3 separate regions of the Mus musculus genome follow, and regions 2 and 3 are each linked to region 1. A link is a loop called in an ENCODE intact Hi-C map of the cell type or tissue named here. Cell type or tissue: heart. All regions are shown on one strand. Region 1 overlaps Gm33320 (a long non-coding RNA gene). Region 2 has its middle 3.3 kb from the start of Ntf3. Region 3 overlaps Ntf3 (neurotrophin 3).

Region 1 (2,500 bases):
CAGAAGCTGAAAGCCTGGGGTTGAGCTGTTTCTGGGTAGCTGTTTTTCTCTCATTAAGACTCTGGCTGGGTCCCATGGCTGTACACCCCTTTCCCACCCAGTGACTTGTCGGGCCTCAGATTGGATTTTCCAATCCAGAGACTTCCACTCTGCTTCCAGGTGAAAGAGAGCCACTAGCAATAATGATGTGACTGTCCCCTAGCTATGACTAAGCTGTGCCAGCCCCAGTGGCAAGGGCCCAAGCATCACCTAGTTGAATTTTCTTTCTAAAACTTCCCTTTAATTGGTAGATACTGTAACTCAGTTTATGCATACAAAATGAGAGCCCCATCCCATTCTCAGAAAAGTCCCATGTCACATGGCATGGAACTTGCAGAGCCGACAACCAAGCTGGCAAAACTCCAAGAGAGCCAGTTCACTGTCCTCTGTCTGAGACTCCAGGATAATCAACTTTTTCCATTTCGCTTCTGGAACATACTTTTCTCCCAGCTTCCGGACATGTTCTCAGCTTCAGTCCCAGCCCCAGCTCACTGTAGTTGATTGACTAGTAGAAGGAGCTATGGTCAGCCAGAAGTCAGGTGTCACGACCTTGAAGGACTGGGCTAAAGGTGAGGATCATGTCAGAAAGTCACAGAGCTTTTTGTGACACTATGGGAGTGCTCCACTGGGAGCTAACGGGCTGAGCTGAACTTAAGTTTGCACCTGCATCCTTCCTATCCACAAGGAGCTGGAAGCCTGGCTGGGGATGGAAGATGCTCTCCAACCTTCAAAGCTTGTGCTAAGAGAATGGCAGATATGCCACAGGTCAGAGGCATACTGAAAATGGAGGACTAACCTCAACAAGTAGGAGGAGATGCCGCTTTCTGGTAGAGCAAGAACATGTAGAACCCAAGTATGGCTGAACTTCTGGGATCCAATAGGTGGGTGGTGATTCCTGTCTAGAAGAGCAGGCCACCCGCCAGAACTGAGGGAGAGGGTGTGGTTTAAAAAGAGGCTGGAGGCTGTTTAGGGAGCACGGCTTCTGCCCTTTGTTTCTTTGGTTGACAATGCTGTGTTGAAGGGCTCAACTCTTATCCCTATGAACACTGTTTTGAGCACCAAATCACACGGATAAAACACCTACCTCCAGGGTCATGGAAACCAAGAGGGCTGCTGAGGATTCTGAAGAAGAACCTGGCACGGGCGATGGAGGGTTCACGGAGGATTGGGATGGCCGCAGGAGGAGTGGCTGGCTCTCACAGTAAAATGAAAAGCGCTCTCCAGCACATTTCCGATCCTGTGAGGTATCAGTGCCCCCACGTGGTACCAGATGGTACCAGCCACTCTGCACAGCCCTGTCCGTGAAATCTGGGAGGGAGACAAAAATAAATCATGGAGCAACAGACACACCAGAGCCCCGTGGTGCCTGCTCCACAGGCTCTGGGTTGGGAGGGGCTCAGAGCAGCAGGCAGAAATGGCAGTGGCAGTGGAGTGCTGGGGCCATGGTGAATTCCACATTGGCTGTCTGGCTGCCTGACTCCCCTGCTACTGGTTAAGAGAGTTCACTAAGGTTGGTCACAGGGATGGAATGGCCAAAGATGACAAAGGGTCTCGGGTGTTACAGTGACCCCCTCCAAGGCCTTCTAACCCTTGGTGTAGACACCCATGGTTTGACGTATCCCTTAGATGCCTCAGAAAGGAGAAGAGCTGCATGACCCAGAATATATGTCCTAGAAAGTACACCAGGCCCAGATTGTAGGCAGTAGTGATTGTGCCAGCTCCTGAGGGTCACTTTGGGACTTAAACCACAGGGCCCACTGCTACCTGAGAAGACTGGGAGCAAGGAAGGTTCTTAAGTTCTCTGGGAGAGGCATAAGTACCAGAAGCCAGGAGTATCCTTGAGTCTAGAGAAGCAAAGAGGGGCAATGGCAGTCAGGGGAGCGGCCCACCCATCCCAGACGCTCCTTAGCCAGCTCCAAAGCTCACTCAGTCCTGCCTCTCATCCTCAGAATGTCAGGTTGGCTGAGAACTAATGAGGGTTTCCATGATCTCCTACCTCTGTTTTCTGAGAGCCCGACCTGTGGATTCCATCGCTCTCCAGCATATGCCAAGGGCGCACCTGTAAGTAGAAATAAGATTTGCATCTTGTCTAAGTCCTTGCTGCCTGCAAGTCCTGCCTCCCTCTGTGGATCTATGAACCTGAGACCCCCATTCCATCTCCCCGGCTGGCCCCTGGGACCATAGACACCTGCCACTTGCTTTCGGACACCTGACACCCACCCCTGTGGTGCATGCTATTGGCCACATGGGTCCTTGGGCTCACACCTTAATTTCTGTTTGGTATTTCCAGCCTCTAGCAGTGGCTTAGAGATGACAGGGTTCAAGGGACAGAAATATCAAGCAGGGGTTGGAGGACAGGGAAAGACAGGTATGAAGACACCCCCTCTTCCACTCCTCTCTTGTCTCAGACTGTAAGGCCAGGTCTGACTGAGTATCCCTGGCTTCTTCAGCTCCCACCGAG
Region 2 (2,500 bases), 390 kb before region 1:
GGAGGGGTCTACGAGGGGCAAGCTTAAATATGAACAGTCAGAAGAAAAGGCAGCAGAGTTCGAGACTTCGATTTGTTCTGCAGATGCGGTGCACTAGCTGGCCGCCTCCCTTTGCCAGACCTGGGCGACGTCAGGAAGAGTGCATTGTTTCCAACTCAAGGGTGCAGGAGGGTCTGTCTCTGCCTGCAATCAACAGGCCTTGTAATATGAGAGGTGACACCTTAATCTTGCCAAATATGTGCGGTGTCTTGGGGGGAGGGCGGAGAATGGGGAAAGGAGAGGGGAACAGGGAGAGACTTAGGCAACAGCTGAGAGCAAAGGCTGCACTTTTGTAGAAGAACTGTGATCCACCTGCCCCCACCCCGACCCCCACCTCAACCCGTGGAGACCGCTTATCCTTTTCTTTATGTAAGACCTGACTAAGGATTTTCTTCTTCTCCTTCCTCATTCTTTCCAGCGAAGGGCTAAAGGTCCTCTTTGCCTTCAGGATACTCTAAAGGCATTTTGAATTTCTAGGAGTTCAGAAGTCAAAGAAAGATGCAGGGCAGAAAAAAAGAGGCAAAAAGGCACACTTGTTTATAGGCAGATAAAAGACTGTCAGAATTATAGCAACTTCTAGACAAACCCAAGTTTCTAACTGGAGAGTTATAGTTTTTGTAGAAAGACTCACGCTAAGAGTCATATATGTAGCTAGAGTTACTAGCATATAGGGCAGGAAGCAATAGAATGTGTACACTCCATGGAAAACAATGTCTTCTGTTAACTGAGTCGTGGACTCTCTAAACAGATGCTCTGGCTTTGGCCACCAATCTGTTGGCAGTCCCTTTGGGTCAATGGACTTGATTTTTCTCCTTATTGTATCTGAAGACCCTGGTTCCTGAAAGCAGGGTTTTGAAAACCCTCTCTCCTAAGGCAAATTCCTAGAGCTTGCCTTGGGCCTACCCTTATCTTTTGTAATAGCGCCACAGTGTGGTTGAAACTCTAAACAGAAAAAAAGGAGAAGGTGGAAAAGCTTGGAAAACTGCATTTACTTCTATTGCAGTTCAGTGGACTGCCATCCGCTTACCTGGAGTGGAAAGGGTTTCTCATGCAGCAATAGTGTGTGTATGGTGAATATTGACCCAGGAAATGAGAAAAGTGGTCCCGTTTGACCTGTAGGTGACAAAGGTACCCTTCATTATGCAGTTAGCCTTGGCTCACAGAGCTAGCTAGACCTCGTGTTGTTTCTTTTACTTGCCTTTGTATAAGTAGCGTGCCTTGGCGGATCCTAAAGTATCTCTGAGTTGCCTCTGTTGCTGGAGGGTCCTAAGGCTGAATAGCCACAACACTTGTGCTTACTTTTGCTCTCATTCACCATCCCCGAGTCACTGAGACAGCTGTTCCAGATGAGGAAGGCAGAAAGTCTACATTTCCAAAACAAAGTGAAGGCAAAAGGTGTCTGTATTAGAAATAGGAACTTAGGGTCGGGGCGTTCCATGCACTGTATCATTTTGGCTCCCCATGCCAAATGTGTTAAGCACACGGGCTAGCCTGCCAGTTAGCAGTGGTCCCCAAATGCCCTGGAGCATATATGAGACATTATTTGGGAGGATTATCCCCCCCCCCCCCCATGAGATTATTTGTCCCTGGTAGCTGGGTGATGTGTCTATGTTTATTCAGTAAGCTTAGCTTTCTCTAAAATGTCTGCCATCTTAGGAAAGCACATGTTGGCTCCAAGGACCAGCTTAGATCTAGTAGAGATATTAGAAGCGGTATTCTGCTGGAGAGATGGCTCATTGGTTAAGAGCACCGGCTGCTGTTTCAGAGGATGTGGGTTTAATTCCCAGCACCCGCATGGCAGCTCACAACTGTCTGTAACTCTAGTTCTAGATGATCTGATGCCTTCATACAGACATACATGCAGGCAAAACACCAATGCACATAAAAATAAATAAGTTAGTCACAGTCTAACATCTTTTTTGGAAGGGTTGGTTTTGTAGAGTGACAAATGTTTCACATTGCTCTCAACCTTCTCAACATTGTTTTCGGACAGGTTTCCTAGCTGATCAAAATCCATCGAGAGTTGGTAAAGTAGTAGGAGTCTCCCAGGTACATTAGGAGGACTAAGTAAATCCAGTAATTTGAAACTTACAGCATAACACCTGTCACAGTGCAAGCCCCAGGCCTTACAAGGACATCTTGGTCAGTCTACTGGTGAGGGATTCTGATCTTTAGAAAGAAAAGCATTAGCCGGGCGTGGTGGCGCACGCCTTTAATCCCAGCACTCAGGAGGCAGAGGCAGGTGGATTTCTGAGTTAGAGGCCAGCCTGGTCTACAAAGTGAGTTCCAGGACAGCCAGGGCTACACAAAGAAACTCTGTCTCGAAAAACTAAAAAAAAAAAAAAGAAAAAAGAAAAAGAAAAGAAAAGAAAGAAAGAAAGAAAGAAAGAAAGAAAGAAAGAAAGAAAGAGAGAAAAGCATTTATTAGTTGGGTTCCATGTATATTTTACTAATATAACTG
Region 3 (2,500 bases), 400 kb before region 1:
AGATCCCACATTGCAATTTACAACTGTCTGTAACTCCAATTCCAAAAGAATCCAACACCTTCTTCTGGCCTCTATGGGCCCTCCAGCACCAGGCACTCAGATATACATTCAGGCAAAACACCCATACATGTAAAAATAAAGAAAAAATTAAAACGTCCTTTTCTAATAGGCCTTGGCTTAACTTTATCTCTGTCAAGGGGTCCCCTCAAAATCCAGGAAGACTGTTATATGGAGAAGTCACACTACAGCAGATCTGAAAGGGGATGGCAACATTAAAGGGGCACTGGGGCAACCAAAGAGAAAGCAAGAAACTGTGTGAGGACTGTAGTGAGGTGCTGAGATCCTTTAAGTAGTAACCTGATCCTCAAACTTGAGTGGCTTTCCTATACCCAATAGAATCCACCCCCTCTTCCTGTCCTGCCCCTCCCCGCCCTCTGTCATAGGCACACTTCCTTATCTAAGGGCAAGAACAGGAAAGAAACACTCTGAAAATTCCCTTGGAGGCAATTTGAACACTAAGAACAAAAACACCTGAAGAATAAGACAAAGAGTTATTCCAAAGTAATCTCACCGGAATTAAAATACAAGCCAAGCCAGGTATGGTGGTACATGCCTATCATCCCAGCTTGGCAGGCTGAAGCAGGAGAATTGCTACTAACTCAGGTACATGGCTCATCCTCGGCTACAAAGTGAATCCTTTGTCACCCTGGGCTTGAGAGAAGACTGGTGTTAAAGAAAAATCAATCAATCAATCAATCAAACAAACAAACAAACAAACAGCCTAAAGGAAACCCCAACAGACTCTTGGTTGCTTACTGGGGGAAATGGATTCAGACAGGACGGTGTCTTAGACTTGAGTCAGGACACTGATGCTCTGTCTCCCGCACTGGGCAGGCGTGCTCTTGAAAGAAAGTCTAGGAGAGGTATGAGAAGGGGTACTCAGGAGTAGCAGGGAGAATTTCACGCTCCCTCCATTGCTACAGTGCCTGCACTCCTGCTCCAGGAGCATCAAACAGCAACTGGCTCGGGGACAATCGTAAGACATCTCAAGCTTTCAGGACCAGGGCCGTCTTTCCTACCAGTAGAGTTACTGAGTGGAGATGCAGGACAAGCTGTCCACACTTACCTTTTCCCTGCAAGGACTTTCCTGTAAACCCCACAGCCACTGCAGTCCTTGCTGTCATCTTCATTTTTTCAGATACACTGTGTTTCATCCTACTGGGTAGCTTTCCGATCTCCTAAGGATACCCCAAGGTCATGGTGGTGAGATCCTGCCTTTCGCATGGTATTCCTGCTAACGAACCCTAGGAAGCCTAGAGAGATGCCAGGCAGCCCCTTTTAAACAACACCAAGTGGAGAGGAAAACCACCTATCATGGTGTGCTAAGTTGTGCAGAAACTATCATATAAGCACCTACTGTCTATTTCCCTGTGGTATCTGTAACGATGAAAGATGAGGAGAAGGAAGGACAAGGAGCTGGCTGAAAAGGAAGGACTCAGAGGATAAAAGTGGACAGTAGATGGCAGTCTGTCCCTATGTGCGAAGTGGCCGCAGAGATGATGCATATAAGTCAGTGGAGGGGGCAGGGAAACAATTCTTAGAGGAGGATCTGCTGCCTTCCCACTTCCTTCTCATTACGCTGATTCAGCGGCAAAAGGGGACACTTCTGAATGCAACCTTGGGAGCTCATACATTGCCCAGAGTGCCACCTCTTGAACTGTCCAGAATGTTCCCCAGACTATTGCCATGAAGAACCAAAGGCTCCGAGAATCCTCTCCTCTACCCCAGGCAGGCCCTTGGGAATTCAGAAGTGATGCAACCCCTGTCACACAGAAGTGAATGGAGAGGACGCTTTATCTCATTCACACTACATAGCCGTACTCAGGGAGCCTTCCTTCCCCCTTCAATACTCACTGTTCTTTCCCTTGGAGTCTTGTTATAACATGACTTGTTCCTATCTACTTTCAGCCCTGCAGGTCAAGGCCTCATCCTTTTCTGCATCTTCTCTAACATCTAGCACAGGGCCACCAGCAAGGACACACACTGAATTATCTTTACACACGTATCCAGACCCACTTTCTAAATATCTCAAAGGGATTACTCCAATTCATGTACAGTGGCACCCACTTCCCCAAGACCAAGACCCCAAATATACAGAAGTAGGTAGGTTAGGGCATGAGGGAAAGGGTCCAAAGGAAAGCCAAAATAGCCTTTCCTGGCAAGTAAGCAGTCAGCATTTATGACCTAACTTTTGGGACAGAGCAGAAGAGAATAACAGAGGACACGGGTTTTGAACCCGTGGCAAGGTGCATCACATCTCTGAGCCCAGTCCCTGTTGCCATCTACCACTAAGCTCACCAACAATTCCCTCATATGTCTATGCATTCAGTCAATGCGTTTCCGCGGCAGACCATCCAGGTGTTGGTGAACACGAAGATGACAAGCACAGACCCCTCTTCAAGAATTTCATCCTTTAGTAAGAAGAGAGGAATGCAAATGC

Evidence for each region. Hi-C counts contacts between places; a loop is a spot of excess contacts. Peaks named below come from ENCODE experiments on the same cell type or tissue, not always from the same donor. Only the 100,000 strongest peaks of a DNase experiment are listed, where the experiment ranks them.
Region 2: a loop joins it to region 1, with 2.7 times the contacts of the local background. A loop is called at or near these places in 9 of 42 quality-filtered maps.
Region 3: a loop joins it to region 1, with 7 times the contacts of the local background. A loop is called at or near these places in 9 of 42 quality-filtered maps.

Annotation. Positions count from the first base shown.
Region 1 is chr6:126,552,698-126,555,197 of GRCm38, forward strand. Gm33320 (a long non-coding RNA gene) reads right to left here. Exons shown (of 5, transcript XR_378037.2): 2 at 2,036-2,098; 3 at 1,124-1,347. Among named protein-coding and RNA genes, the nearest start is that of Gm33320, 4.6 kb to the right of the region's middle. In heart, a CTCF peak has its summit at 1,309 (motif pointing left); no DNase peak of the experiment used is centred here; H3K27ac peaks cover 387 bases; H3K27me3 peaks cover 762 bases.
Region 2 is chr6:126,167,026-126,169,525 of GRCm38, forward strand. No RefSeq gene overlaps it. Among named protein-coding and RNA genes, the nearest start is that of Ntf3, 3.3 kb to the left of the region's middle. In heart, a CTCF peak has its summit at 981; a DNase peak (open chromatin) is centred at 996; H3K4me3 peaks cover 593 bases; H3K27ac peaks cover 287 bases.
Region 3 is chr6:126,152,964-126,155,463 of GRCm38, forward strand. All of the region lies in intron 1 of Ntf3 (neurotrophin 3), which reads right to left. Among named protein-coding and RNA genes, the nearest start is that of Ntf3, 11 kb to the right of the region's middle. In heart, a CTCF peak has its summit at 1,519 (motif pointing right); DNase peaks (open chromatin) are centred at 1,588 and 1,798.